Linked DNA regions of Homo sapiens: regions 1, 3 and 4 are each linked to region 2. A link is a contact called in ENCODE Hi-C or POLR2A ChIA-PET data. All regions are on one chromosome and are shown on one strand. Each heading gives the region's core, a stretch centred on a gene start or an enhancer-like site at or near the end of the contact. The rest is flanking DNA. Distances are from core to core; before and after follow the strand shown.

What was found. A loop is a pair of places that touch in the nucleus more often than their neighbours do. ChIA-PET counts read pairs that join two places held with the same protein, here RNA polymerase II (POLR2A). Pooled maps may share reads with other maps.
Region 1: a map of CD8-positive, alpha-beta T cell shows a loop between it and region 2 (7-fold over the local background). The contact joins the promoter of UBXN6 here to the promoter of MRPL54 in region 2. A Hi-C loop is called at or near these places in 1 of 168 maps with a recorded cell type or tissue (CD8-positive, alpha-beta T cell), 1 of 37 single-sample maps with no recorded cell type and 11 of 50 pooled maps. POLR2A ChIA-PET finds 5 or more read pairs at or near these places in 2 of 52 experiments (B cell and GM10248).
Region 3: a map of CD8-positive, alpha-beta T cell shows a loop between it and region 2 (4-fold over the local background). The contact joins the promoter of TLE2 here to the promoter of MRPL54 in region 2. A Hi-C loop is called at or near these places in 3 of 168 maps with a recorded cell type or tissue (CD8-positive, alpha-beta T cell, ascending aorta and natural killer cell), 2 of 37 single-sample maps with no recorded cell type and 11 of 50 pooled maps. POLR2A ChIA-PET finds 5 or more read pairs at or near these places in 3 of 52 experiments (GM12878, activated B cell and naive thymus-derived CD8-positive, alpha-beta T cell).
Region 4: a loop to region 2 is called in a pooled map, with 5 times the contacts of the local background. The contact joins the promoter of GNA11 here to the promoter of MRPL54 in region 2. A Hi-C loop is called at or near these places in 2 of 50 pooled maps. POLR2A ChIA-PET finds 5 or more read pairs at or near these places in 2 of 52 experiments (CD8-positive, alpha-beta memory T cell and HepG2).

The regions. Positions count from the first base shown.
Region 1 is chr19:4,455,550-4,463,452 of GRCh38, reverse strand. UBXN6 (UBX domain protein 6) reads left to right here and starts at 5,659. Exons shown (of 11, transcript NM_025241.3): 1 at 5,659-5,838. The coding sequence starts at 5,756. RefSeq lists an enhancer at 5,398-5,597 and silencers at 5,708-5,757, 5,788-5,857.
Region 2 is chr19:3,761,432-3,768,453 of GRCh38, reverse strand. It overlaps MRPL54 (mitochondrial ribosomal protein L54), which reads right to left and starts at 5,772. Exons shown (of 3, transcript NM_172251.3): 1 at 5,636-5,772; 2 at 3,123-3,288; 3 at 889-1,193. The coding sequence starts at 5,753. The coding sequence ends at 1,061. It overlaps APBA3 (amyloid beta precursor protein binding family A member 3), which reads left to right and starts at 6,762. Exons shown (of 11, transcript NM_004886.4): 1 at 6,762-6,918. LOC105372248 (a long non-coding RNA gene) reads left to right here and starts at 5,814. Exons shown (of 3, transcript XR_936268.1): 1 at 5,814-5,896; 2 at 6,248-6,305; 3 at 6,600-6,700. RefSeq lists an enhancer at 5,409-5,898 and a silencer at 6,560-6,877.
Region 3 is chr19:3,024,724-3,032,141 of GRCh38, reverse strand. It overlaps TLE2 (TLE family member 2, transcriptional corepressor), which reads left to right and starts at 2,862. Exons shown (of 20, transcript NM_003260.5): 1 at 2,862-3,261; 2 at 3,339-3,436; 3 at 3,760-3,823; 4 at 4,269-4,313; 5 at 7,060-7,122. The coding sequence starts at 3,238.
Region 4 is chr19:3,091,086-3,098,231 of GRCh38, reverse strand. GNA11 (G protein subunit alpha 11) reads right to left here and starts at 3,870. Exons shown (of 7, transcript NM_002067.5): 1 at 3,445-3,870. The coding sequence starts at 3,580. RefSeq lists enhancers at 1,104-2,091, 2,092-3,077, 3,078-4,065 and silencers at 2,118-2,207, 3,362-3,491, 3,812-3,931, 3,952-4,201.

The DNA.
Region 1 (7,903 bases), core at 4,410-6,909, 700 kb before region 2:
AAAAATACAAAAATTAGCCGGGCGTGGTGGCGTGTGCCTGTAATCCCAGCTACTGAGGAGGCTGAGGCAGGGGAATCGCTTGAACCCAGGAGGCAGAGGTTGCAATGAGCTGAGATCACACCATTGCACTCCAGCCTGGGTGACAAGAGCAAAAACTCCGTCTCAAAAATAATAATAAGAAGAATAATTTAAAGTTCCAACAGCTTTACAATCAAACGCTGGGCGAGGTGGTTAACACCACTAATCCTGGTGATTTGGGAGGTTGAGGGGGATCACTTGAGACCAGGAGATCTATACCAGCCTGGGCAACCTAGCGAGACCCCATCAGTATAATACATATTTCATTTTTAAAATTTAAACAGTTATTTGTTTACTTTGAGTTTATCTTTTTTTTTTTTTTTTTTGAGACAGAGTCTCACTCTGTCACCCAGGCTGGAGTGCAGTGGCAGGATCTCGGCTCACTGCAAGCTCTGCCTCACGGGTTCACGCCATTCTCCTGCCTCAGCCTCCCGAGTAGCTGGGACTACAGGCGCCCACCACCACGCCCGGCTAATTTTTTGTATTTTTAGTAGAGATGGGGTTTCACCATGTTAGCCAGGATGGTCTCAATCTCCTGACCTCGTGATCCGCCCACCTTGGCCTCCCAAAGTGCTGGGATTACAGGTGTGAGCCACCACGCCCGGCCGAGTTTATCTTTTAATGGTTTTTTGTTTGTTTGTTTGTTTTTTGTTTTTTGTTTTGAGACGGAGTCTTGCTCTGTCGCCCAAGCTGGAGTGCAGTGGCGCGATCTCAGCTCACTGCAAGCGCCACCTCCCAGGTTCACGCTATTCTCCTGCCTCAGCCTCCCAAGTAGCTGGGACTACAGGCACCCACCACCACACCTGGCTAATTTTTTGTATTTTTAGTAGAGACGGGGTTACACCATGTTAGCCAGGATGGTCTCGATCTCCTCCTGCCTCAGCCTCCCAAGCAGCTGAAGCTGCAGGTGCGCACCACCATGCCTCACTAATTTTTGGTTTGTTTGTTTTTTGAGACAGAGTCTCACAAACCAGAATGCAGTGGCATGATCTCAGCTCACTGCAACCTCTGCCTCCCAGGTTCAAGCAATTCTCATGCCTCAGCCTCCCAAGTAGCTGGGATTACAGGGAGGCACAACCAGCACTGATTTTTTTTTTTTTTTTTTTTGGTAGAGACAAGGGTTCGCCATGTTGCCCAGGGTGTTATTTTTATTTTATTTATTATTATTATTATTTTTTGAGATGGAGGCTTGCTCTGTTGCCCAGGCTGGAGTGCAGTGGCATGATCTTGGCTCACTGTGACCTCTGCCTCCCGGGTTCAAGCGATTCTCTGCCTCAGCCTCCTGAGTAGCTGGGATTACAGGTGCTGCCACCACCCCTAGCTAATTTTTGTATTTTATTTTTAGCAGAGACAAGGTTTCATCATGTTGGCCAGGCTGGTCTTGAACTCCTGACCTTGTGATCCACCCACCTCAGACTCCCAAAGTACTGGGATTATAGGGGTGAGCCACTGTGCCTGGCCTGTTATTTTTATTTTTTAGTAGAAACAAGGTCTCACTATGTTACCCATCCTGGTCTTGAACATCAGGGCTCAAGCAATCCTCCTCCCTCGGCCCCCCAGTGTTCTGGGATTACAGGCGTGAGCCACTGCGCAAGATTGAACAATTTTTAAAAAATTACCCGGAGGCCGGGTGCAGTGGCTCACGCCTGTAATCCCAGCACTTTGGGAGGCTGAAACAGGCGGATCACCTGAGGTCAGGAGTTCAAGACCAGCCTGACCAACATGGAGAAACCCTGTGTCTACTAAAAATACAAAAAAGTAGCCAGGCATGGTGGCGGGTGCCTGTAATCTCAACTACTCGGGAGGCTGAGGCAGGAGAATCCGAGAGATGGAGGTTGTGGTGAGCCGAGATCGCACCATTGCACTACAGCCTGGGCAACAAGAGCGAAATTCCTTCTCAAAAAAAAAAAAAAAAAAAAAATTAGCTGAGTGTGGTGGCACATGCCTGCAGTCCCAGCTTCTTGGGAAGCTGAGTGGGGAGGACTGCTTGAGCTCAGAAGTTCTAGGCTGCAGTGAGCCATGATTGTGCCACTGCACTCCAGCGTGGGGAAGAGAGTAAGACCCTGTCTAAAAAAAAAAAGAAAGCTGGGCATGGTGGCTCATGCCTGTAATCCCAGCACTTTGGGAGGCCGAGGCGGGCGGATCACGGGGTCAGGAGATCGAGACCATCTTGGCTAACACGGTGAAACCCCGTCTCTACTAAAAATACAAAAAATTAGCCGGGTGTGGTGGCGGGCGCCTGTAGTCCCAGCTAGTCGGGAGGCTGAGGCAGGAGAATGGTGTGAACCTGGGAGGTGGAGCTTGCAGTGAGCCAAGATTGTGCCACTGCACTGCAGCCTGGGCAACAGAGCGAGACTCCATCTCAAAAAAAAAAAAAAGAAAAGAAAAGAAAAGAAAAATAAATGTTGTCCTCCCAAAGTGCTGGAATTACTGGTGTGAGCCACCGACCGCTCCTGGCAGAAATGTTAAATTATTTAATCTCATAACCTCATCCGACATGAGGAAGATAGTCCAGGAGAGCGTCATGGTGGAAGAGGATTGAGTTAGGCAGAGGAAGAGAAGTCCCTTCTGGTAAAGGAGAATGCCTAGGCAAAGGCCCAGAGGTGAGCTGGAAATACTTCCAGGTAACTGAGGCAGAGGTGGAAAGGTGGGTGATAACAAGAAACGGGGTTTCTGAAACCCTCAGAATACTTAGAACCTGAAATAGAAATTTATTAGGGCCTATTAATGTTAGGATCTCCTTAGACCAGGCTGAGGAACCCCATAGGATTTTATTCTTGGAGAAGTGGGATGGGTCTCTGCCACTTTCCAGCTGTGTGACTTTGGCCCAGTGTTGTACCTTTATTTGAGTTATAGGGTATACAATTCCTTATTCACAACAATGAGCTGTAATTTTCTTTTCTTTTCTTTTTGAGACGGAGTCTTGCTCTGTTGCCAAGCTGGATTGCAGTGGCGCAGTCTCGGCTCACTGCAACCTCTGCTTCCCAAGTTCAGGTGATTCTCCTGCCTTAGCCTCCTGAGTAGCTGGGATTACAGGCATGAGCCACCGTGCCCGGCATACTGAGAACTTTCTAATCACATGATCACCCCTACAATCTATAGAGAGTGTTATTCTTATCCCCATTTCATAGATAGGAGACTGGAGATCAGAAAGATTGAAGTTTGGGTTGCACTGTATTCTTCTTTTATTTATTTATTTTTTTACTTTATTTATTTATTTTTGAGACAGAGTCTCGCTCTGTCGCCCAGGCTGGAGTGCAGTGGTGCAATCTCAGCTCACTGCAACCTCTGTCTCCTGCGTTCAAGTGATTCTGCTGCCTCAGCTTCTCAAGTAGCTGGGATTACTGGCACACACCACCACACCCGGCTGATTTTTGTATTTTTAATAGAGACGGGGTTTTGCTATGTTGGCCAGGTCGGTCTTGAACTTCTGACCTTAAGTGATCCACCCGCCTTGACCTCCCAAAGTGCTGGGATTACAGGTGTGAGCCACCGCACCTGGCCCAATTCTTTTCCTTTTTTTTTTTTTTTTGAAACGGAGTCTTGCTCTGTTGCCCAGGCTGGAGCACAGTGGCATGATCTCGGCTCACTGTAAGCTCTGCCTCCTGGGTTCACGCCATTCTCCTGCCTCAGCCTCCCAAGTAGCTGGGACTACAGGCGCCCGCCACCAAGGCTGGCTAATTTTTTTAAAAATTATTTTCAGTAAAGACAGGGTTTCACCGTATTAGCCGGGATGGTCTCAATCTCCTGACCTCGTGATCCACCCGCCTCGGCCTTCCAAAGGGCTGGGATTACAGGCATGAGCCACCGTGCCTGGCCTTTTTTTCTTTTTTTAATAAGACAGGGTCTGGCTCTGTTGCCCAGGCTGGAGTGCAGTGGCGTGATCCTAGCTTACTGCAGCCTCCAATTCCTGGGCTAAAGCAATCCTCCCACCTTGGCCTCCCAAAATGTTGGGACTGCAGGCCTGAGCCACCCGTCCAACCCATGATATTTCAATTTCAGTCTTGGGGTGGGCTGTTTCCTCACCTGGAGGCTTCTCCTCCATCAGTCTCTGTGTATCTCATTCCAACTCCTTCTTTTTTGAGGCAGAGTCTCCCTCTGTTGCCCAGGCTGAAGTGCAATGGCGAGATCTCGGCTCACTGCAACCTCCACCTGCCGGGTTCAAGCGATTCTCCTGCCTCAGCCTCCCGAGTAGCTGGGATTACCGGTGCCCATAGAGACAGGCTTTCACCATGTTGGCCAGGCTGGTCTCAAACTCCTGACCTCAAGTGATCCGCCGGCCTCGGCCTCCCAAAGTGCTGGGATTAGAGGCATGAGCCACCACGTCTGACCCCCAACTCCCATTTTTTGAGGCTTGTTTTAACTGTCACTTTGTGTATCTTCTTTGTGGATTGCACAGACCAAAGTACGCCACTATTAACTGGTGTCCACCAAAGTGGATCCCCAATCCCCAGGTCCCAATTGGGTGCATTGGGTGCATCCTCTTTTTTTTTTTTTTTTTTTTTTTTTGAGACGGAGTCTCGCTCTGTCGCCCAGGCTGGAGTGCAGTGGTGAGATCTCGGCTCACTGCAAGCTCCGCCTCGCGGGTTCACGCCATTCTCCTGCCTCAGCCTCCCGAGTAGCTGTGAGTACAGACGCCTGCCACCATGCCCGGCTAATTTTTTGTATTTTTAGTAGAGACGGGGTATCACCGTGTTAGCCAGGATGGTCTCGATCTCCTGACCTTGTGATCCGCCCGCTTCGGCCTCCCAAAGTGCTGGGATTACAGGCATGAGCCACCGCGCCCGGCCCAGGTGCATCCTCTTAAACAGCTCCTACCTAGGGTACGTGGTGATGGTGGCGGGGGGGTGCTTCAGGCACCAAAACAGGCCAGATCGTGGGGGCCTCCAATACCCAACATTGAATTGGGATTTTATCACGTAAGCTCTGGGGAGACAGAGAAGGTTGGAATTTTTTTTGTTTTGCTTGAGACAGGGTCTCTCTCTGTCGCCCAGGCTGGAATGCAGTGGCTTGATCACAGCTCACTGCAGCCTCGACCTCTTGGGTTCAAGCGATCCTCCCGCCTCTGCCTCCCAAGTAGCTGAGAGGCGCGCGCCACCACCCTCGGCTAATTTATTTTATTTTATTTTTTTTTTTTTTATAGAGACGAGGTTTTGCCATGTTGCCAGGCTGGTCTCCAACTTCTGGGATCAAGCAATCCTTCCGCTTGAGCCTCCAAAGTGCTGTGATTGCAGGCGTGAGCCACCGCGCCTAGTTTAGGTTGAGCAGCGAAAGGGATAGGGCCCAGTGCTTTCTCTGCGAGGTTCAGTTGGCCTGTCCCTGTCCTATCACCGTTTGTCACCGTTTGGGGAGCGCCACGGAATGCCCTGTCTCCAATCGAGAGGTGCACTCGTCGCCCTGGCAACGGAGTCCGGAAGAACCACAGAGACGCGGCTCCAGCGTACAGAGCGGCCGCCCTGGGCCAGCAAGGCACCGAGCGCTAGAGAGGCACGTCTAGTCGATTGTCACGTGGCAGGCCAGGGGAAGGCGGGACTTCCGGCGGCGAGGTAAATTTTTTTTTTTTTTTTTTTTTTTTTTTTAATTTTCTTCCGGTGGCTGGTCTCCGGCGGCCCCGTCCCCGACTGGGCCCCGTGCCCCCCCGCCCCCGCGGCCCCCCGCCGCCGGGCCAGCCGCCACCATGAAGAAATTCTTTCAGGAGTTCAAGGCCGACATCAAGTTCAAGAGCGCGGGACCCGGTCAGAAGCTCAAAGAGTCCGTGGGGTGCGTGAGGAACGCAGGGGCTTGAGGCCCTGCGGGGCGGGGACGGCCGGGGAGAGAGATCTGGGGCCTTGGGCGGCTCGGGAGATCGGAGAGGATGAGGGGCTGGGAGCGGCACGCGAGGGTCAGGGGAGGGGGAGAGGCGCCGGGGGCGGACGAAGTCGGGCCGAGGGTGGGCGTCAGGGGGAGGGGAGAGAGATCTGGGGGCGGGGCAGGAGGGGGCGGGTATGACCCGGGGGCGCGGCGGGGGAGGCGAGGGGAGGGGAACTAGCGCAGGGGGCGGGGCGGGAGGGGAGGTCTCGGGGGCGGGGCCGCAGGAGGGTCCGATGCAGTGGCGGGGGATTAGGGCGACGGGGCTGTAGGCAGTTGGGGGTCAGTGGAACGACCTTTGGGGAAAAACGGGATCATGAGTCCTGAGCCGGGTGGTGAGGGAGAGCTCTGTCTGGGGACCCGGCTGGCCGAAGAGGCCGGGATGATTTGGGGCAATCTAGGTGACCATGGATGGGAGCTGAGCTTGGAGGAGGACGCACAGCTGTGGGGTGGGGTGGTGAAGAGTTGTTTTGAGGTATCCATGGGAAGAGGGGTTCTGGATTTGGTATCTGGAGCACGTGGGAGGCTGATGGGAGACTAGAAAGAGTCTGGAAGGCCAGGGAGGCCGGGGTGGGCAGCGTCGTCAGTGACCTGGGATGTCCTGGCGAATTGAGAGGGAGGGGCTGAGGAAGGTGTGTGAGGAGAGTGGAGGTGAGGGATTCTGACAGATGGACTCTTACCCGGGAGGGGCCTGAGAGGAGAAGACGGGTGAGACAGACGCGTCTTAGCAGGCTGGGAGAAAGAGCTTCTCTGCGAGGCTTCTCTGCCACGTCACTGTGCCAAGTGGATTATGGAAGTGGGAGAGGAGGGGAAAGGAGATAGATGCCGGGCAGGCTTCCGGATTGTCTAGGGAGGACTTGGAGAGAAGGGCCTGAGCAGGGCTGAGCCAGCTGGGAGGGCCGGGGAAGAAGTGGAGCTAGGGAAGGTGCAAGGCTGAGGGCTGTTGGGTTGAGAAAAGGGAAACTGGAGAGCTGGGGCCGCTGCAGGGAGCTGGCTGGCCAGAGGGTGGTGGGGACTGATGGAGAGGGACTGAGGAAGTCAGCCAGGCAGCCAGGACACGGGTCTGTAAGCAATAGTGGAAGGGATTGTGAGGGAGTGGGGGCTGGGAGAGGCAGGGAGGTGGCAGGAAGTGGGGGTCAGGAATCACGGGGCAGTGGGGTGGTGATGGAGGTAGGGGCATAGTGAGGACGTCAGGGTTCCTGGGGGAGAGCAGGAGAGCAAAGGCTGAGTGAGGGAGGGAGAGGGGTCAGGGAGAGAAGGGGGCAAATCGGGGGAGCCCTTCATTGATTCAACCAATAGTGGGTGGGGGGTGCTGGGGCCACTGGGACTGGGCATGATAGGAAGGATGCAGGGTATCGGGGTGATGGCTGGATCAGCCCAGAGCCTGGGCGGAGAGGGGAAGGTTGGAGGGGAAGGTTGGGAAAGGAAGCGGTGCGGAGGTCCCTTGTGGAGCGAGACTGCATATCCAGGGTGTGTGGGGTGGGTGGGCACCAAGTCCTGTTTTAGGCTGCAGTGGTGGACAGGAGAAGGCCTCTGCTGTCCCAGGGCTCACCTTCTAGAGGGAGCCGATGGACAAATAAACCAACAGACCTTGGATGAGCGCTCAGGCGATGAGTGCTTGGATGAGTGCCCAGGGCCTCCAAGGAGGGTGAGCAGGGGCCGTCAGGTGGTTTGGGAAGGCCTCTCCCAGGACACAGTGAGACTCAGCTGTGGGGAAATCTGCCCCTCCTTCTCTCCCTGCGGCAGCTCTAGCCCTTTCCAGACCCCCATCCTCCTCCCACTCCCCCGGAGAACATTCTGGGCAGAAGGTGCAGACAGTGCAGGGGCCTGCAGTGGGGAGCAGCTGGGGTGTGGGAAGAACTGCGGGGAGCCCAGGGGAGACAGGCCACGGGAGGGCAGTGGGCCAGGCTGGGAAGGGCTCTCTGGCCAAGGGAAGCTTTAGGATTTTGCAGTGGGAGGGCGTTGTGCAGTGGAGTGA
Region 2 (7,022 bases), core at 4,523-7,022:
CATGACCCTTGGGGGTTCTGCAGGACGTGGGGTCCATGAGGTGATCTACCCCCAGCAAGAGGCCCCATCACTCCCTAACTACGTGTCACCCTCAGCCTCCTCTAATCTGGTGGACTCCAGCCCTCGTGATCCCGCCCCATCACAGCCAGGCAGGGCAGGAGTTGTTGGGACTGCAGGGAGGCCAGTCCTCACTCAGGCCTAGGGTCAGACCCTGGGTCAGGGTCAGGGTGCCGAAAGCCGACTCCAGAGGGTGGACTGGGGGCGGAGGTTGAGACCTGGGCTCCAGTGGAGTGGACAGAGGACTTGGGGGTGGGGAAGGAAGGCCCAAGCCCCTGGGCTCCAGGGATAGGCCAGTGAGGACCACGCTGTGACTGCAGCAGGAAGGAAGGGGCAGTCCCTTCCCTCTGATTCTACTTGCTGCGCTGGTGGGGACGTCGGCCAGGAGCCCTCGGGCTACCCTGCCCATGAGTGCCAGCCCCTGGGGGATCCAAGGACCCTGAGATGGAGAGAGCCTTGGGTCTGAATACCGAAGCACCTGGATCCAGCCACACCTAAAGCCACACCACTACCCGCTCCGGACATCTCCTTTCTTGAAGCTCATAAAGCCTCTTTTCTGACTCTGATGGCTTGAGATAGTTAGGTTTGAGTCCCTTGCAACCAAGAGTGGCTTAGCTAGGACAACCCCCTCACCCAGCAACTTGAGATTTGGGGCCGGGGCCTCGTGAGCAGTGTCAGGAATTCCAGGAGTTGGGGAGAGAAGCCCACCAAGGGCCGGAGGCACAGGGGACCTGCAGACGGCCCACCACTGGCTGGGGTGGAGGCTGGGATCCCTGGGGTCTGAGGGACCCACTTCCCGCCAGGCCGACACCAGACAATACCAAGGGGAAATAGGGTCTACCCAGAAAGCTCTTTATTGGCCTCCAGGGCCCTGGTCCAGCCCCACTGTGGGGTCACATGGAAACCCAGGCTGGGGAGCCGCCTCTTGTCTCACAAAAGTCCACGTCCTCCGGGAAAACGGCAAGCCCTCGGCGTGGGGGTCAGCGATGCCGGGCCCTCCATGCTACAACCTCTTGTTCTTGCTCAGCCGGTTGTGGCGCCAGATGTTCTGTTTCCGCAGCCGCCGCCAGTACTCCCGGCTCTCGGGGTCCAGCTCCTCCAGGGTCTTTGGGGGACCCAAGTTCATCTCGAACAGCCTGACGGGGGTGCGGGCAGGAATCAGAGCTACACGGTGACCCCTGGGCTCCCTGGTGTCCCGGGCACCTCGGGCAGAGGCGGCGACGGGGCTGGGTGCCAGGCCCACTGGTTGGCTGCATGATCTCAGGGTGGTCCCTCCCCGACCCTGGGCTGGGTGGGTCCCTGGCCATGCAGCAATGGAGCCAACCCCATCCCAGTGGCACATCTGAGGCTGGCACACGCCAAGCCCTCTCCTGCCTCCTAGCACTGTCCACATCATGCCACCTGCCCCCACTTGCTCAGCCTTCCTGACCCTCCCCAGCCTTCAGATCAGCTTGGGGCCACAGCAGAACCCTTCCTGCAGCCCACAGGTCCTGCCCTCACCTCCTCCCTCTCTCGCCCTCCTCACTGTGCTCCAGCCACACAGGCCTCCCCGCTGTTCCTCCAGCACACCAGGTGCGGTCCTGCCCCGGGGCCTTTGCACAGGCTGTGCCCACTGCCTGGAAAGCCCCTTCCACCCACTCCCGTCTTGGCTTCTGTGTCCCCCAAACCTCAAACTAGAGCAGCCAAACACCCCGGCTCTGTCCCTCATTCTCCTGCCCCCTTCCTGGAAGTGTCACCACCACAGCTGCCTGACTTCCTCCTTCCTGTCTGCCTCCCCAGCTAGCTCCGCCAGGGTGGGGACTTGTGTCTGTTTTGAGCCCTTCTGTATCCCTCAAGCCTAGAGCAGGGCCTGGCATGCAGTCAGTGGTCAATAAGTATTTGCAGGACGGGTGCGGCGGCTCACGCCTGTACTCCCAGCACTTTGGGAGGCCGAGGTGGGCGGATCACCTGAGGTCAGGAGTTCAAGACCAGCCTGGCCAACATGGAGAAACCCTGTCTCTACTAAAAATACAAAATTAGGCCAGGCGTGGTGGCTCACGCCTGTAATCCCAGCACTTTGGGAGGCCAGGGCAGGCGGATCACGAGGTTATCAGGAGTTCGAGACTAGCCTGGCAAACATGGTGAAACCCTGTCTCTACTAAAAATACAAAAATTAGCTGGGTGTGACGGCGGGCACCTGTAATCCCAGCTACTCGGGAGGCTGAGGCAGGAGAATCATTGGAACACTGGGAGGTGGAGGTTGCAGTGAGCCAAGATCACACCACTGCACTCCAGCCTGGGCGACAAGAGCAAAACTCCATCTCAAAAAAAAAAAAAAATTAGCCAGGCATGGTGGCGCATGCCTGTAATCCCAGCTACTCTGAAGGCTGAGGCAGGAGAACCGCTTGAACCCAGGAGGCAGAGGTTGCAGTGAGCCAAGACCACATGACTGCATTCCACACTGGGTGACAGAGCAAGACTCCATATAGAAGAAAAAAAAAAATTTTTTTTTTTTTTTTTGAGACCAAGTCTCACTCTGTTGCCCAGGCTGGAGTACAATGGCGTGATCTCAGCTCACTGCAACCTCTGCCTCCCAGGCTCAAGCAATTCTCGTGCCTCAGCCTCCCAAGTAACTGGGACTACAGGAATGTGCCACCACACCCGGCTAATTTTTATATTTTTAGTAGAGACGAGGTTTCACCATGTTGGCCAGGCTGGTCTCGAACTCCTGACCTCAGGTGATCCAAACGCCTTGCCTCCCAAAGTGCTGGGATTACAGGTGTGAGCCACGGCGCCCAGCCTGAAAAAAAATTTTTTTTAAGTATTTGCTTAAGATAAAGCATTGTTTTAGGTACTTGACATGTGTTCTAATCTCATGAATTCCTCACAGCCCTCTGAGGGAGGGATGGGTCCCATCACCCCATTACAGATGGGCAGAGCCCTGAAGCCCCCTGCCCTAAAGCCAGGATGGGTAGGTGTGACTATTAGGCTCCGGCTGGAGTGGCGATCCGCCTCTCCGGGAAGGGGTCCTCCTGGGGCGGAGGAAGGAATAGTCATTGCAGGATGACACAGCCTGGCCTACTCACCATTCAGGGTACTCAGCATCCGGTTTCAGGGGTACATCCTGCCCTTCCTTGTAGATGTTGACGCCCATGGCATATGTGGTGAGCTGGACAGGATCTGTGCATACGTCGGGGTCCTTGAGGGCCTCGCTGGTCACTGCACCTTTTCCCGATTTGGCCCCCTTCATAACTGGGGAGACGAGAGGGAGAGTCATTTCAGCCCAGCCCCTCCTCTGGAAGCCAAACTTCTCTCACAGAACCCTGTCTCAGGTGGCCTCTGCCCCTGGCTGGACTCTGCTACACTCAAAACTTTCTTTTTTTTTTTTTTTGAGACGGAGTCTCGCTCTGTTGCCCAGGTGGAGTGCAGTGGCGCAGTCTCAGCTCACTGCAAGCTCCGCCTCCCGGGTTCAAGCCATTCTCCTGCCTCAGCCTCCCAAGTAGCTGGGACTACAGGCGCCCACCACCACGCCCAGCTAATTTTTTGTATTTTTAGTAGAGACGGGGTTTCACCGTGTTAGCCAGGATGGTCTCGATCTCCTGACCTCGTGATCTGCCCACCTTGGCCTCCCAAAGTGTTGGGATTACAGGCGTGAGCCACCGCGCCCGGCCACTCAAAACTTTTTTTTAAAGACAGGGTCTCAGCCAGGCATAGTGGCTCATGCCTGTAATCCCAGCACTCTGGGAGGCCGAGGTGGGAAGATCACCTGAGGTCAGGTGAGTTTAAGACCAGCCTGGCCAACATGGTGAAAACTTGTCTCTACTAAAAATACAAAAAAAAAAATTAGCTGGGCATGGTGGCATATGCCTGTGATCCCAGCTACTCGGGAGGCTGAGGCAGGAGAATCACTTGAACCCGGGAGGCGGAGGTTGCAGTGAGCTGAGATCGCATCGCTGCACTCCAGCCTAGGTTACAGAGCAAGATTCCATCTCAAAAAAATAAAAAATCTAAAAAATTAAAAAATAAAGACAGCCCGGCCGGGCGCGGCGGCTCACGCCTGTAATCCCAGCTCTTTGGGAGGCCAAGGTGGGCGGATCACGAGGTCAGGAGGTTGAGACCATCCTGGCTAACATGGTGAAATTCCATCTCTACTAAAAATACAAAAACATTAGCCGGGCATGGTGGTGGGCACCTGTGGTCCCAGCTACTTGGGAGGCTGAGGCAGGAGAATGGCGTGAACCCAGGAGGCGGAGCTTGCAGTGAGCCAAGATTGCGCCACTGCACACTCCAGCCTGGGCGACAGAGCGAGACTCCGTCTGAAGAAAATAAAAAAATAAAAAATAAAAGCCCAGGCTGGAGGGCAGGGGCACAATCATGGCTCACTGCAGCCTCAAACTCCCAGGCTCAAGTGATCCTTCTGCCTCAGCCTCCCAAGTAGCTGAGATCACAGTTGTGAGCCACCATGCCCCGCTTATTTTTATTTTTATTTATTTATTTATTTATTTTGAGACAGAGTCTCACTGTGTCGCCCAGGCTGGAGTGCAGTGGCGTGATCTCGGCTCACTGCAACCTCCGCCTCCTGGGTTCAAGCAGTTCTCCTGCCTCAGCCTCCTGAGTAGCTGGGATTACAGACATGTGCCACCATGCCCCACTAATTTTTGTATTTTTAGTAGAGCTAGGGTTTCACCATGTTGGTCAGGCTGATCTTGAATTCCTGACCTTGTGATCCACCTGCATCAGCCTCCCAAAGTGCTGGGATTACAGGCGTGAGCTACCGCGCCAGGCAATTTTTTTTTTTTTTTATACAAACAGGGTCCTGCTATGTTGCCCAGGCTGGTCTCGAACTCCTGGGTTCAAGCAATCGATCCTCCCTCCTTGGCTTCCCAAAGTGCCGGGAATAAAGGTGTGAGCCATCATGCCTGGCCTCGAAATCACTTTAAGTGGGATTTGGACACAGCATTAAGTAACTTTAAGTGGGATTTGGACATAGCATTAAGTAACACCGATGCTTGGAATGACCAAGTCATTCAAGTTATATTTTGTCTGCTATGTGTCTGTCTTTAAGGCCGAACATTGGACAATTTCCCCCTTTCAACAAAGGAGATCAGGCAAGGCTGTATCCAGCTAAACCTTAATAACCTTGTTTTGTTCTTGCTGAAGTGGCCAATTAAACGGGCTCCATAATTTCTTTGAATGTTTGGTAACGTCTTGGCCAAGGTTACCCAGCGATTTGGAGGCAGGCAGAGAAACAGAACTGGAACCCAAGTTCATGACCTCCCCAGACTCCCTTCAAATCCTTTCCAACCCGCGCCTGCGCAGTGAAACGCGTGGTCTCCACGTAACCACATCCTCCTCCCAGGCCGCTCCGCCCCAAGCTGGCGCCTGCGCCCTGGGTCCAATCGCTACAGTATCTCCGAGCCAGACGCCCGAGCTCCAAGCGGCGCTGGGTCCCTCAAACTGCGCCTGCGCATACAGCCTGGCATCCGCCTCTCTGCGCTTGCGCATCAGTTCTAGCACCACCTCCCCAACCACCGCCTGCGCACTGTCAATTCCTCAGTGCACCCACCGTCCCCATTTGGTTCCTCTTAACCCAGCTCACCTGGTTTCTTGGCATAATCCCGGGCCAGGAGTCTTCCGGAAGTGGCGGGGTTTAGGAGCTCCCAGGCCCCCCAGCCGGCCCACGTCCGGGTAGCCCCGAAAAGGCGTTTGGTCGCCATGACGTATTGCGGGCAGCTTGCAAGTGCACGTTTCCGGAAGACGTCAGTGGCCCAAGGGTGTTTGGGAGTTGTAGGCCCCGTGGAAGTGTAGGCCCCGTGGAGGTGTCTGGGAAATGCGGTCTCCCAAGCTTTCATAATCTATGGTGATTTCTTCAGACTTTTGTAGACATACACAGTTACTATAGGAGGAGGCGTTCAAGGGATATTTCATTGACTTCTTGCCCTTCTTCAATTACATAACATTTACTAAAAATATCACACTTTATATGTTCCTGATTCCATCCAATGAGTAATTATTCAAAGCTTTAAAGTTAAAAAAAGAAGATTAACAATGAGTCTAATATACTCCAGTAGGGCTGGAGTCTAATCACTGTTAATTTTTATAACATTATATTTTTAAAATTATATATAACATATATAATACATATAATATATAGTATGTTTTATATATAATATATAAATTAATAATATATATTTTATATATTCTTTTCCAGCTCTACTACTGCTAAATCCTTAACCCGCTTGATCTAATTTAATCCTCACAATTGAGAGGTAGGTACTATTTTTTCCCCAGCTTATAATGAGGAAACTGAGTTCTCAGGGAGGTAAAGTTCCCAGGCCGACCCCAAATCCATGGTGCACCTATGTGTCTCCCTACTGTGAGCCAAACCGAAAGTCCGTCTTTAACAGGGTCTCCACGACGCTTCCGGTGCCTCAAGGTCCCAAGGAAACCACCTCTCACACTTCTTTAATATTTCCCAACCCCACTTCTCCCCATCTGCCATCCTTTGGAATAATGAACACAGCCCCCAGAGCCAGGCAGTGATTATTAACCCTATTTTGCAGGAGAACAAACAGGTCCTGGGGCCAGCCGGGGCAGTCTGCGGGCCGGGAAGCCTGGGATTCGAACTCCCCTCCAACATCTGCAGTTGTCCCAGCGCCCCCGCGTGGCGAGGCTGGGTGGGAGAACTACATTTCCCAGCAGGCCTCGCGAGGCCGCGCATGCTCAATGGGCCAGGGCTCTGCGCGGATAGAGGAGCGGGCGCCGGGACCGGGAATCCCCGAGCTGCGCCTTCTGGGGACGCGGCCCGGGCTACGTCGGGGCCGTCCGTGGGGAGCGGGGTCCTGGAGGCTGCGCGGGGCTGAGGCGGCCTCGATTTGGGAAGTGAGTGTCCTCGAGGTGCAGAGCGCAGTCTGAGTCGGCGCTTGAGGTCTTCGGTCTGAGGGGGGACTAGGGTCTGGGCTTGGGGCTGGGTCCTGAAGTCGGGG
Region 3 (7,418 bases), core at 1,613-4,112, 730 kb after region 2:
CGGCCAACATGGTGAATCCGTCTCTACTAATAATACAAAAAAAATTAGCTGGGCATGGCGGCGGGAGCCTGTAATACCAGCTACTCCAGAGGCCGAGGCAGGAGAATCGCTTGAACCCGGGAGGCATAGGTTGCAGCAGTGAGCCGAGATCGCGCCACTGCACTCCAGCCTGGGCAGCAGAGCAAGACTCCGTCTCAAAAAACAAAAACAAAAACAAACAAAAAGCCACACACTATGGTAGGAGCTGGGAAGAGAGGGAGAATAGGATGGAGAGTGTGAAAATAACGGGGTGGGCAGAAGCTGTTGAAATGGGTGGCTAGGAGGGGCCGTTCTGAGGAGGTAGCTTTTGAGCTGAGACTTGAATGATAAGAAGCAAGGGAAAAGCATTCCAGGTACAGGGAACAGAAAGTGCAATGGCCCTGAGGCTGGACTGTGCCTGGTGTGAGGCCAGTGTGACTTGGGCAGAGTGAGTGAGGGCGAAAATGACCGGAGTTGAGATCATGAAGCTGGCTGGCCGGGTGCAGTGGCTCATGCCTGTAATCTCAGTGCTTTGGGAGGCCGAGGTGGGAGGATCGATTGAGCCCAGGAATGCAAGACCAGCCTGGGCAACACAGTGAGACCTTGTCTCTATAAACAATAAACAAAACATAAAGAGATGGTGAAGGGGAAAAGGGGAAGAGTTTTGTGAAGAGCCTTGTGGGAAGAGAGATGAGTTTGGATTTATTTTGAGGGCAATAGGGAGCTAGTGAGTACTACACACACACACACACACACACACACACACACACACACACACACAATTGTATCTTTATCCCAGGCTGTGTCTCTTTTCCTCCCTTCCCAGAGCTGCCCAACCTCATCGTTCAGGTCTCATCTCCAAGGCTACCCTCCCCCAAGGGTCCTCTCCCAGACACCCCACATAAGCAGGTTTGCTTTTGTTCATCTCTATCACTGCCCTCTAAACTCTTCCTCTGTCTGTACAAATAGTCCCATAATTACCAAGCTGTGAACCTGCCTAGCCTGTCACTCACATCCCACAAACTCAGAGAGGGCAGGGATCTGTCTCCCTTATCCACCCTTACAATCCCTGTGCCTGGAAGGATGCCTGACACGTCATAGGTGCTCTGTAAATATCTGTGGGCTGGAAAACGATGGCTTTAAATTTGATAAGGGCTTTTTTTTTTTTTTTTTGAGACAAGGTCCTGCTCTGTCACCCAGGCTGGAGTGCAGTGATGTGATCTCAACTCAGTGCAGCCTTGACCTTCTGGGGCTCAGGTATCTCCCGCCTCAGCCCCCCAAGTAGCCGGGACCACAGGTGTGCATCACCATGCCTGGCTAATTATTTTTGTATTTTTTGTAGAGATACAAAAAACACAAAAATGTTTTTTTGTATTGTCGCGGTGTTGTCCACACTGGTCTTGAACTCCTGGGCTCAAGCGATCCTCCCTCCTCAGCTTCCCAAAGTGCTGGAGCTACAGGCATGACCCACCACCCCTGGCCCATTGATAAGGGCTCTTGTGCCCTTTTGTAAGGGTACAAAATGGGTTTTTGTAACCCTAACCCTTAGGTACCATTAGGTACTCGATCACCTAAGGACACAAGTCCAAGTGTCATCAAGGGGCATGGATTTTTCTCTGTTTTGTTCCCAGCTGTGCCCCAGTGTCTACAGCAGTGTGTGGTCCACAGTATGCATTTAGTACACGTTTGTTGATTGACTTCACAAACCTCTCCTGAGGTTTCTCCAAAGAGAATAAGAACTTCCCACTCCCCGGGTGGGCCTGAAGGATGCTGGCTGGATGTCTGTGGTCTCTGGTCGGGGCTGGAGCCTTTGCCGTGGGAGAGACTTGAGTCTGATGGCAGAGCTGTGGTTCTTCCAGTTCTGAGTGGGACACGGCTCCTGCCTTCAAGAAACCCAGTCTGAGAGGGGAGACAGCCCAGTCCACTGGTGATGGCAGTAGGAACACAATTCCCATCTGTGGAAGTTTGCTCTGTGTAGGGAGAGGCTGACAGCGTTCATGCACTATCTCATTTAAGTGCAGTGCCCAGTGCGGTGGCTCCCGCCCGTAATCCCAGCACTTTGGAAGGCCGAAGAGAGAGGCTTGAGTCCAGGAGTTCAAGACCAGCCTGGGCAACATAGTGAGACGCCCCCCTACTCCATCTCTGCAAAAAATTAAAAAATTAGCTGGGCGTGGTGGTGCACACCTGTAGTCCCAGCTACTGGAGAAGCTGAGGGGGAAGGATCGCTTGAGCCCAGGAGTTCGAGGCTGCAGTGAGCCATGATTGCCCCACTGTACTCCAGCCTGGGCAACACAGGGAGACCCTATCTCTGCAAAAAATTAAACCCTAAAGATAGCGCACCACCCCTGACCTTTTGCAGAGACTACTGAGGCCCCCAGAGGGCGAGGGCCCGGCATGATCTGGGAAGCAGTGTTTGCTGTGAGATTCCCTTTCTGGCAGGGTTCCCTGCCAGCGCTTGGCAAGGCTGCGTCCTGCTGACCCTTCAATCTCAACCCAATGTCACTTGCTCAGAAAAGCCATTTCCGACTCCAGACTGGTCCCCGCTCCCCGCAAGCCCCCCCCCCCGCTCCCACGGTGGGTAACACGGTGTGAATTTCTTCACTGGTTTTTCTTCTCCCGCCCCTCCGGGAGGGGGTGGGGACCCTGTTTTAAGGCACTGGGCGCCTCCCCACCCGGCCTCAGTTTCCCCAACGGCCCAGGGACTGAAGGAAGGGGGCGGGTGCCCGGGGGCCGGGGGGGGCGCGGGCGCGGGGAGGGGCGGTGCGCGGGGGTGGGCGCGGGGCGGGCCGCGGGCGCGTGGGGGCGGCGGCGCCACCTTAAGGCGGCTCAGCCCGCGGCTCCCGGCCGAGCCCCGCCGGAGGGAGGCGGCTCCGCGCGGGGCCCGCCGCCCGCGCCGCCGCCACCGAAACCCGGCCGCGGCGCGCCCGACCTTCTGCGCCGGCTGCCGCGGCCGCCCTCGCCGCGCTCCCGCCCCGGCCGCTGCCCCTGCCCGCCCCGCTCGCCCCGCGCACCCCAACCCGGGGAGGGGCTCCCACGACCCCGGGCGCGCGCGCTTGGGGGCGCGCCAGGGACTCCAGGGTCCCTTGCCCCGCGCCGCTTCTCCCTCCTCCCTCTTTCTTCGGGCAGCCTCCCCACCACCCCACTTCAGCCTCCCCCACTCTTGCCGCCTCCATATCATCAAGCTCTGGTGGCGCCTGGGGGGCTTTTCGGATCGGCAGGATGTACCCCCAGGGAAGGCACCCGGTGAGTGCGGACTGCGGGGAGGGGGCCCCCAGTGTCCGGGAACTCAGACCCTGACGTTTCCCCCACACCCCCCCCAGACCCCGCTCCAGTCCGGCCAGCCCTTCAAGTTCTCGATCTTGGAGATCTGCGACCGCATCAAAGAAGAATTCCAGTTTCTTCAGGCTCAATACCACAGGTGAGGGGGGCCGCCCCAGGGGCCGCGGGAGTTCACCTGGGCGCCGGGGCGGGGCGAGGCCTCCGGGGTATAGGGCGGGGAGGAGGGGCTCCCGGTTGGAGGGGGGGCGCGACAAAGGCCTCCAGGTGGAAGCGCAGGTGCAGAGGGGTCTGGGGACAGTCAGAGCTGGGGCATTTGGAGCCCAGGAAGGGGCGGGGAGGGACTGGGACAGGAGGTGGGGGGAGGTCTGTAAGGAAGTCGGGAGGGGGAGATCCAGCCTCTCACTTTGGAAGCCGGCCCACATGGGGCGGGTGGGAGCCCCTTGCCCTCTCTCTTCTTCTCAGCCTCAAGCTAGAATGTGAGAAGCTGGCCAGCGAGAAGACGGAAATGCAGCGACATTATGTCATGGTGAGGGCACTTATGATGCCAGGGTGAGGGGAGAGGCGGGCAGGGCTTTGAGTCACGGTGGACTCTGGGGTAGGTCCCTGCCCCACTCCGAACCTCGTCTTCCCCGTCTGTACATTGGGCAGGTTGGGATTTCAGGCTCTCTAGGAGGGTCCTCCCAGCTCTGGGAATGGGGAGACAGGGAGGACCCCTCGCCTGATGGGAGTCTCTGTCGGGCCAGGGCCTCTGGACACTTCCTACCTGCCCTGCCTCTCTGGGGAGAGTAGAGGGGGCCCTTCCAGGCAGAGCCCCCGCTTCCTCCTCTGGGACCCCGTGGAGCTGGGGGGGGCTCTGCTTCCTGCTGTGATTCCCCTGAACCTGGGGACTCTTGGAAGACCCTGGCATCACCTATCTGGAGGAGGGCACCCATCTCCACCCTAGACGTTCTTACTTGGTTTTTCCTTTGCAGTATTATGAGATGTCGTACGGGCTCAACATTGAAATGCATAAGCAGGTAACTGGGTTGGGGTTACGCGTGTTCAGGAGGGAGGGTGGGGGTCTGGAAGCCCTGAGAAGGACCCAGAGTGGGCAGCCGGGGCCAGAGCAGACCTAGGGAACACGGGTCTCATCCTGAAATCTCCGCAGAGGTCACAGAGGGCCCATCTGGGACCAGGAAGACAGATTTCAGCCTCGTGGAAGGAAAATGAGTCCCACCTTCTGAAGACAGTATCTAGCAGTTGGAGCGTCCAGCAGAGATGCAGGCAGTGGGCAGGGGCCACCAGGCATCCCCATCAAGGAGGGCACATAGCAGAGGCAGGGCAGCCAGGCCAGGGAGGCTGTGGAAGTGACTTCTGTCCTAGGAGGGAGCTGGATGGCCACTCTTAGAGGTCCCTTTCAACCCAGAAAGTCTGAAGTTTTGAGATGGACCCCAGGTTCTGTTGCTGCTTTGAAGCTTCTGAGATTGGTCTCAGTGTGATTGGCTGGAAGGTTCCAAGATTGTTCTCCAGGCCCTGAATTTGATGCCATGGTTCAGACTGTGACCCCACTACTCCAAAATAGACCTCAAAACTCTGTGGCTGTCTTCAGGGCTTTGAGATTGACTCCAGTGTCGTAAGGCTCTGAGCCTCTTCTGGAGCTTCTCAGTGTGATCCAAGGTTCTGAGACAGACTTCAGGGTTCTGAAATAGACCTCAGGGTTCTGAGATTGACCTCAAGGTTCAGAGATAGACCTCAGGGTTCTGAGATTGACCTCAGTGTTCTGAGATAGACCTCACGGTTCTGAGATTGACCTCAGTTTTCTGAGATAGACCTCAAGGTTCTGAGATAGACCTCAGGGCTCTGAGATTGACCTCAGGGTTCTGAGATAGACCTCAAATTTCTGAAATTGACCTCAGGGTTCTGAGATAGACCTCAAGGTCCTGAGATAGACCTCAGGGTTCAGAGATAGACCTCAAGGGTCAGAGATAGACCTCAGAGTTCTGAGATAGACCTCAAGGTTCTGAGATAGACCTCAGGGTTCAGAGATAGACCTCAAGGGTCAGAGATAAACCTCAGGGTTCTGAGATTGTCCTATCTGTGTACTGAGATGTGTTAAAAGGTTCTGAGGTGTTCCTGAACTTGTGATCTCAAGGTTCAGAGATAGACCTCAGGGTTCTGAGATAGACATCAGGGTTCAGAGATAGACCTCAGGGTTCTGAGATAGACAGGGTTCAGAGATAGACCTCAGGGTTCTGAGATTGACCTCAGGGTTCAGAGATAGACCTCAGGGTTCTGCGATTATCATATCTATGTGCTGAGATGTGTTAAAAGGTTCTGAGGCTATTCCCGAACTTCTGATCTCAAGGTTCTGAGATAGACCTAAAGATTTTTTTTTTTTTTTTTTTTTTTTAAATTTTGAGACAAAGTTTCACTCTTGTTGCCCAGGCTGGAGTGCAATGACCTGATCTTGGCTCACTGCAACCTCTGCCTCCTGAGTGCAAGCGCCTCTCCTGCCTCAGCCTCCCGAGGAGCTGGGATTACAGGCGCCTGCTACCATGCCTGGCTAATATTTTGTATTTTTAGTAGAGACGGGGTTTCTCCATGTTGGCCAGGCTGGTCTTGAACTCCTGACCTCAGGTGATCCACCTGCCTCGGCCTCCCAAAGTGCTGGGATTACAGGAGTGAGCCACCTTGCCCGGCCAATAGACCCAAAGATTCTAAAATTGACTTTAGTGGTCCATGCTTAATCCTGAGATCCTGAGACTGGCCAGTGGTTTCTAAAGGGATGAGAGGGGTCCCAAACTTCTGAGCTTCATGGGCTCCTAGATTCTATCAGAATATTAGAATCAATGAGCAGAACCTTGTATTGGGACTTCCCGGTGGCTGGGAAGGAGAAGGGGGTGGGCTGGGAGTGTGGGGTGCCTGGGGTTGCCCACCCTGGCATGCTTTCCTGCATGTGTGGGGGTTCTGTTGGTTCTGATGTGGGCAGGAGGGGGCTTGTCTGCTGAAGCATGGCGTGGTCCCATGGGTCCACGCAATAGACCCCCCTTTATGGGGTGCGGGACACCCTGGGATCCCAGTTCCACCCTCCTGGTGGGAATAGGAGACACAGACTTCGCCAGACACACAGCACACCTGTAACTCAGGCAGAGGCAAAGTCCGTGGCCATTGTATGCCCGCCCCCTTCCCCACCCACACGCCTTCTCGTCTGCTCAGCCTCTTTGGGGCACCTGGGCCCAGACCCTCTCCAGATGAAATCCTTCCCTTGAGTGTGGCGTGCTGAGATCTCCACCTGGAGGCATCCCCAGCTGGTAGATCAGTCCTGGGAAGCGGAGGAGACCAAGAAAGGGGCCTTGCCTGGGACAGACGTGGGCCAAGCCGGGGCTGGAATCTGGGACTCCAGGCGGAGGCCCCTTTCCTTTGTTTCAGCTGAGCCCAGCACCTCTGAGTGTCTGCGTCTGAGTTGGGTGTCTGAGCGTCTGCCTCCTGCAAATCCCTGGCGGGTGTGCGTCTGGCGGGTGGTGTATCTGTGACTCGTAGGACCTCAGCCCTGGTCTTCCCAGCTCCAGGCCACCCTGGGCCTCGCTCAGCTGAGCACGCAGCCTGGTGGGGCTCTGAATCCCACCTCGGCCCATGCCATGCTAGCCTGAGTTCCCTCTGTGCACCTGCGGGCGTCACCTCCCCAACCCTTCGGCTTTGCCAACACCTGGTCCGCCTGGGAGTCCAGAGCTGGGTTGCAAATCTCTACCCCGCTCCAAGCTTCCTCTCATTGCTTCCTGCCAGGCGGAGATTGTGAAGCGTCTGAGCGGTATCTGCGCTCAGATTATCCCCTTCCTGACCCAGGAGGTGAGTGGGCCTGGGGGTGGGGGGAGGAGGGGAAGGGAGCCGGAAGAAGACGGGAGGGGGTAGGTCTGGGCGAGGACGCCCCAGGCACTGATTCTGCCGCGTAGCCTGCAGCACGGATAGAGACCATTTTCACTGCAGTAGTCCCGCAGCCCTGAGGCCAGGCATCCCGCTGGGGCAGGGGCTGCAGGGATGGAGGGAGGTGTTGGCTGAGGGTGAGGACTGGGGGCTGTTTTCCCCCTTGATGGGAAGCAAGGCATAGAGCTGACCCCCTCAAGCCCTGCAAGTTGGCTGCCTGG
Region 4 (7,146 bases), core at 2,621-5,120, 670 kb after region 2:
ATCCACAGCTGTCACCAGCATCGACAGAAGTGTGCATAGGGACAAACCTGGAATACCACGGGTATAAAACAATACATGCATTCACATTCATGCATACACTGAGTAGTGAATTCACACACACACGGCTTTGACGGTGCTTAGAAAAATACTCTATAAGCACTCATGGAAACTTCTGACAAAATAATTTGCACTCATTATCCCTCAGCTTTGCCACGAGCATTTTACGTTGTACGCTACCACACAGTAAAGGGTCTCAAATGGGGGCAACGTGCCCCCCAAGGGACAATGGGCACTGTCTAGAGACATCTGTGGTTATCACGACTTGGGGGAGCTCCTGGCATGGAGTGGGTGGAGGCCTCGGACACTGCTCAGCACCCTGCAGTGCCCAGGGCAGCCCCACCCCAGAGACCAACCCGGACCAATGTGCACAGGGCCCCGGGGAGACCTGTTGTACGTAACGGAGAGGCCCATCTGAGGCGTGAACAGCACATTTTAGCCGCCGCGGGAGAGGCGGCACGGCAGCCGGAGCCCCGTCCAGCTCTAGGGCTCCGTAAGGTCCCCCCCACCCCGAAAACGGGGCACGGAATGTCCTCGCCAGGCTGACCGACCTCACAGGCCGTGTGCAGCCCCAGGGAGGCAGTGGATGAGAGCGAGCAGACGCGGCGTTCTTCCAGAACATGCTCCACCTGGTTGCAAACCCAGGAGTCAGGGCAGGGCCCTGGAGCCCTGCTGCCCCAGAGCCTGGAAGAAACCAGCACCACCCACATAAACGAGACCCTCCTGGGCCCCAGATGCCACAGGGGTGTGGTGGCAGGCCCCTGCCTCCCTCCCCGACATCCACTCCACAACGCTGTACGGGAGCCATGGGGGAGGAGGGATGGAGCCCCCACTGCTAAGGGGCAGGGGAGGAAAGAATTCTAGGGAGAGGCAGACCCAGCTTGGCTGGGCCTCCTGCGGAGTGCCAGGACCTCCACCCAGAGGTCTCTGAACATTCCGTGGGCCGCAGGCGCCATAGCCACCTGCTGCAGCCCAACAGCCCCTTCCTTCCGGGGAGCCTCGGCCCCACCCTCTAGCTGCTCCCTGAAAAACGGGGGCAATCGCAAGCTCGGGGCTGGCCTACTGGGAGAGTGGAATGAGTTCCCACAAGCAGGCAGGGAGCCTGACAGAGGTCCCCTCCCCTGCACCCTGAGGCCCCAGCCCCTGGACCTCAGGTGGTCAAAGTCCTCCCAGCAAGGGGCCCTCCAGCTGGGATGCAAGGTTGCTTGGACGGGAAGTTTTCTGAGGGTCTGTCGCATCAGATTCCCAAAGGGGTCCCTGGCTCCAACACCTTGGGTGTGAAGCCCTCCCAACCCCCTGACAGCCCCGGCTCTCTGCGTGGCACTGACACCAGTCCTCCTTGGGTCGCACGTGAGCTCACATCTTCCTCACTGTCCTATCTGCCACGCCTGGCCCTGAGCCTGACAGCAACCTCCCGTCTTACAGGCTGATAGGGGTCAACTTTCAGGCTCACAGAGTGGGAGGGGGTGGGACTGCAGACACAGGTGCTCCTGCAGCAGACACCCCCGGGCCACAGGCGGGCACTGGACAGAGGATGCGGGAAGGGCCGCATCACTTCCAGACTTGCTCCAAGCAGCCAAGGCGGCAGACACGGGAGCCCCTGACCTTCGTCCTTGAACCCCGTGTCAATCTCAAGTCCAAAGTGCAGGCACAGAAGACCGGGTGCATGCAGGGATGGCGGCGGGGGTTCTGGAGGTCACAGAGCCACAGGGCAAGGCCATCTGGTAAGATCTTTATGACACCAGTAATTCCTAACTCCCCTCCATCCAAACAAAGTCCACGACCCACTACAAAAGCCAGCCAGTGCCACTCTGTGCAAAGTGCCACCACGCGGGCCGCACTGCACATTTCCTCCAAACGTGAGGACCACGGCTCTGCCTACCCGCGGCCCCCTGGAAAGATGGCCCATTTTAGAACCCTTAGGTAAATCAAAACACAAGTTTGGGGAAAAAAATCAGGAAGGCGTTTCATCCAAGGCACCTCTGTAACCCGGGACACGGAGGGCCCTAAGAGGCTCACGGCAGGAGAGGCAACGTGTTCCCCACACAACATGCGACCTGCCTCCTCCCCAAGAGCCACCGCCACCAGCACGCCCCCTCCTCCGTCACCGCTGCCTCTCACGCATTTCCGACCTTCCCCACCGCCCCGCCCCCGGCCCAGGAGCTAACCTAGGAGCTCGGGAGGGCAGGGGCGGGGCAGGGCAAGAGCTTCTGTTTTGTAAACCACTGAAGGGGCCCTTATTTGGAGTGACAACACTTTACAGCTGGCCCGACTGGCTCCCTGCAGCAGGTGTGCCTTGGGGAGAAGGAGGTTCACCAGCAAACCTTCTCCAGGACGGTGGGGAGGAGCCGGCAGGTGGGGGGCTGCTCTCAACGAGGACTCAGCGTGGCTCCCACCAGGACTCTAAGGAAGGGGGCGGGGGAGGCTGCCGAGATAGCTGCTTGGGACAACAAGCAAAGGCTCCCTCAGGTGTCAACCGCCCCACCCTCAGCTGAGCGGAACCCTGAGGAGAGGAAAGACTGTCTTTTTCCCACAGGGTGCATTCCAGCCAAGAGGAGTACGGGGTTTCCCGGAACAGGAAGGCAGGAGAATGGCCCTGAAGGGAATGTGGGGATAGGGGACACGGAGGAGTCTTCGGGGGGATGGGGGGGTGTACAGGGCCTGCATGGAGGGTACAGGGCCTGCATGGAGTGTACAGGGCTCTGCCTGGAGGGAAGGGTCAACGCGGGGCCCTGAGCAGTGAGGGGTGAGTGTGCCCTGTGGGTTACAGCCCAAAGGTCTGGCCCTGAAGGGGTAGCGAGGGGTGGGTACTCCGGTGGGGTAAGGTCAGAAGGTCCCTGTGCAGGGAGGGACTGGTCCCTTGAGAAGGAACAGAGGGCAAATCCTGAAGAGTCCTGGAGGCCCAATGTAGACAGCAGAAGCTGGGAGCTGACCTAGGAGTGATCGGGGGCCTGATCCAGACAGGACAGACACAGGCTGACACCGGAGAGTCCCAGGTGCCAACATGAACAGTTAAGGCAGGGGCTGACCCCAAAGAAATCAGGGGCCCGCAGCTGACCCCGGAGGGTCCCAGGTGCCGACCTAGACAGCAAAGGCAGGGCTGACCCCAGAGGGTCCCGAGCCGACCCAGACGACACAGGCAGGGCTGATCCCGGAGGGCCCCGCCCCGACCCGGACAGGCAGTGAAGGCACAGGCAGGGCTGACACTCGAGGGTCCCGCGACCCGGACAGGCAGGGAAGGCACAGGCAGGGCTGACCCCGGAGGGTCTCGCGACCCGGACGGCACAGGCAGGGCTGACCCCGGAGGGTCCCGGCCCGACCCGGACAGGCAGGGCAGGCACAGGCAGGGCAGGGCCCGCAGCCGGCAGGCCCGGGGGCCGCACTCACCGAGCAGCAGCAGCTTGAGCTCGCGCCGGGCGTCGCGCTTGTCCCGCCGCAGCTGCTTCTCGATCTCGGCGTTGATCCGCTTGGACTCCTTCACCTCATCGCTCAGGCAACACGCCATCATGGACTCCAGAGTCATCGTCCCGGCCCCGGCCGACGCGGCCGCCTGCCCGCCGCCGCCCCCCGGCCCCCGGCCCGGCCCTGGCCGGAGCCGCCTCGGCCGCCGCCCGCCGCGGCCCTCCGGCCTCGGCCACCGGCCCTCGGCCCCGGGCCGGCCCGCCCCGCCTCGGCCGCCGCCTGGCGAGCCGCCGGGTCCCCGCTCGGGCCGCGCCAGCCGCGGACTCCCGCGCGGCCGCACTCAGCCCGCGCCGCCGCCGCAGCCACCGCCAACCGCAGCCGCCGCAACCGAGCGACAGCGCCGGACAACCTAGCAGGCTGGGAGCGCAGCCCGCGACGGGCAGACGGTGCGGCCAATGGGAGGGGCCGGCGGCCAAGCGCGCCCACCATGGGGGCGGGACTAGCGGCCTGGGCGGGGCGTCGGCGGGCGCGAAAGGGGCGGGGCGGGGCGAGGGCGGGGGGCCCGCGGGTTTGGTTGCGCCGACGTGGGAAGGGGGACGCGCAGCCGGGAGCCGGGGCGGGGCCGCCCGGGATTGTGGGAATGTGGCGGACTCGGCCCGGCCAGGCTCGGCTCCGCTCGGCTCCGTTCGGCCCCGCTCGGTCCCGCTCGGCTCGGCCCAGGCGCGGTGGCGGAGGCGCGCACGCGGCCGCTGCGCTCTCTGGGTCTCCAGGTGCCTGGGCAGCAGTCGCTGCCCCCGGGAAGCGCCCTGACATTGCCTGACAGGAACCTTCACTCATCCATTAAAAAGCGTTAATGGAGGTCGGGCGCGGTGGCTCACGCCTGTAATCCCAGCACTTTGGAAGGCCGAGGCGGGCGGATCACCTGAGGTCTGGAGTTCGAGACCAGCCTGACCAACAGGGAGAAACGCCGTCTCTACTAAAACTACAAAATTAGCCCGGCGTGGTGGTGCACGCCCGTAATCCCAGCTACTCGGGAGGCTGAGGCAGGAGAATCACTTGAACCCAGGAGGCGGAGGTTGCAGTGAGCCGAGATCACGCCATTGCACTCCAGCCTGGGCAACAAGAACGAAACTCCGTCTCCAAAGAAAAAAAAAAAAAAAGAGGGCCGGGCGCGGTGGCTCACGCCTGTAATCCCAGCACTTTGGGAGGCCGAGGCGGGTGGATCACGAGGTCAGGAGATCGAGACTATCCTGGCTGACACGGTGAAACCCCGTCTCTACTAAAAATACAAAAAATTAGCCGGGCGTGGTGGCGGGCGCCTGTAGTCCCAGCTACTCGGGAGGCTGAGGCAGGAGAATGGCGTGAACCCGGGAGACGGAACTTGCAGTGAGCTGAGATCATGCCACTGCACTCCAGCCTGGGCGACAGAGCGAGACTCTGTCTCAAAAAAAAAAATTAAAAAGCGTTAATGGGACACCTACTGTGTATCAGGCATTAATGGGACACATTCTATATGCCAGGCACGGACCAGAGATTAATGGAGTGCCTGCTGTCCATCAGGTGTCAATCAGGCCTTACTGCAGTGCCTGCACCATTCCAGGCCAGGTATACGCATTCATGAAATGCCTACAGGATACCAGGCACTGCTGTAAGCCCGTTAAGCTAACCCTACCCAAGGGATATCTTTTTTTTCTTCTTCTTTTTTTGAGATGGAGTCTTGCTCTGTCGCCCAGGCTGGAGTGCAGGGGCGTGATCTAGGTTCATTGCACCCTCTGCCTCACAGGCTCTAGTGATTCTCCTGCCTCACCCTCCCAAGTAGCTGGGATTACAGGCGCGCCACCATGCCTGGCTAATTTTGTATTTTTAGTAGAGAGCGGGTTTCGCCACGTTGGCCAGGCTGGTCTCAAACTCCTGGCCTCTAGTGATCTGCCCTCCTCGGCCTCCCAAAGCGCTGGGATTATAGATGTGAGCCACCTCACCCAGCCATATCTTTATCCTTACTTTGCAGATGAAATGGAAGTGGCCACCAGAATTTATAAAAACGTGTGTTCCCACCACCTTGCTGACTACTGAAAACCCTTTTCCCTCTCTGGCCTCCTTGGCCAACCCCTGAGCATCCTCTCCGTTTCAATTCAGACGTCAGCTCCTCAGGGAGACTTCTCCTGACTCCTCAGACCAAGCCAGGTACCTTCTCTTGAGCCACAACTTGAAATTGTATGTTCTGGCCAGGTGCGGCAGCTCCTGCCGGTAATCCCAGTACTTGGGAGGCCAAGGCAGGTGGACCGCTTGAGCTCAGGAGTTCGAGACCAGCCTAGATAACATGGCGAAACCCCATCTCTACTAAAAATACAAAAAATTAGATGGGTGTGGTGGCACATGCCTGTAATCCCAGCTACTCGGGAGGCTGAGAGGATCACTTGAGCCCAGGAGGCAGATGTTGCAGTGAGCGGAGATGGGGCTACTGCACTCCAGCCTGGGACACAAGAGTGAGACCCTGTATCAAAACAAAACAAAACAAAACACCAGAGTGGCCAACATGGTGAAACCCCCTCTCTACTAAAAATACAAAAATGACCCGGGCGTGGTGGCGGGCACCTGTGGTCTCAGCTACTTTTGCTGAGGCAGGAGAATCGCTTGAACCCGGGAGGCAGAGGTTGCAGGGAGCTGGGATCATACCACTGCATTCCAGCCAGGGCAACAGAACGAGACTCCGTCTCAAAAAAAAAAAAAAAAAAAGGCCGGGTGTGGTGGTTTATGCCTGTAATCCCAGCACTTTGGGAGGCCGAGGTGGGCAGATCACCTGAGATCGGGAGTTCAAGACCAGCCTGACCACCATGGAGAAACCCCGTCTCTACTGAAAATACAGAATTAGCCAGGCACGGTGGCTCATGCCTGTAATCCCAGCTACTTGGGAGACTGAGGCAGGAGAACCTCTTGAACCCGGGAGGCGGAGGTTGCAGTGAGCTGAGATCGCACCATTGCACTCCAGCCTGGGCAACAAGAGAGAAACTCCGTCCAAAAAAAAAAAAAAACAAAAAAGCAGGGTGTGGTGGCTCATGCCTGTAATCCCAGCACTTTGGAAGGCCAAGGCAGGCAGATCACTTGAGGTCAGCAGTTTGAGACCAGCCTGGCTAACATGGCAAAACCCTGTCTCTATTAAAAATACAAAAAAATTAGTGGACACCTGTAATCCCAGCTACTCGGGAGGCTGAGGCAGCAGAATCTCTTGAACCCAGGAGGTGGACGTTGCAGTGAGCCGAGACCACACCACTGCACTCCAGCCTGGGCGACAAGCGTGAAACTCCATCTCCAAAAAAAAAAAAGAAAGAAATTATATATTCTTCTGGGTGCCTCTCTGTAGACTCAGTTTCCCAAATTGGCCATCAGCTCCATGAGGTCAGAGCCTGTCTGGTTCACCTAGAACAAAGATTGGCAATCCACAACCCTCGGCCCTATGGTCCATAAGCTTCGAATGGCTTTTACTTTTTTTTTTTTTGAGACGGAGTCTTGCTCTGTCGCCCAGGCTGGAGTGTAGTGGCATGATGTCAGCTCACTACAAGCTCCGCCTCCCAGGTTCACGCCATTCTACTGCCTCAGCCTCCCGAGTAGCTGGGACTACGGCACCCGCCACCACGCCTGGCTAATTTTTTTGTTGTATTTTTTAGTAGAGATGGGGTTTCACCGTGT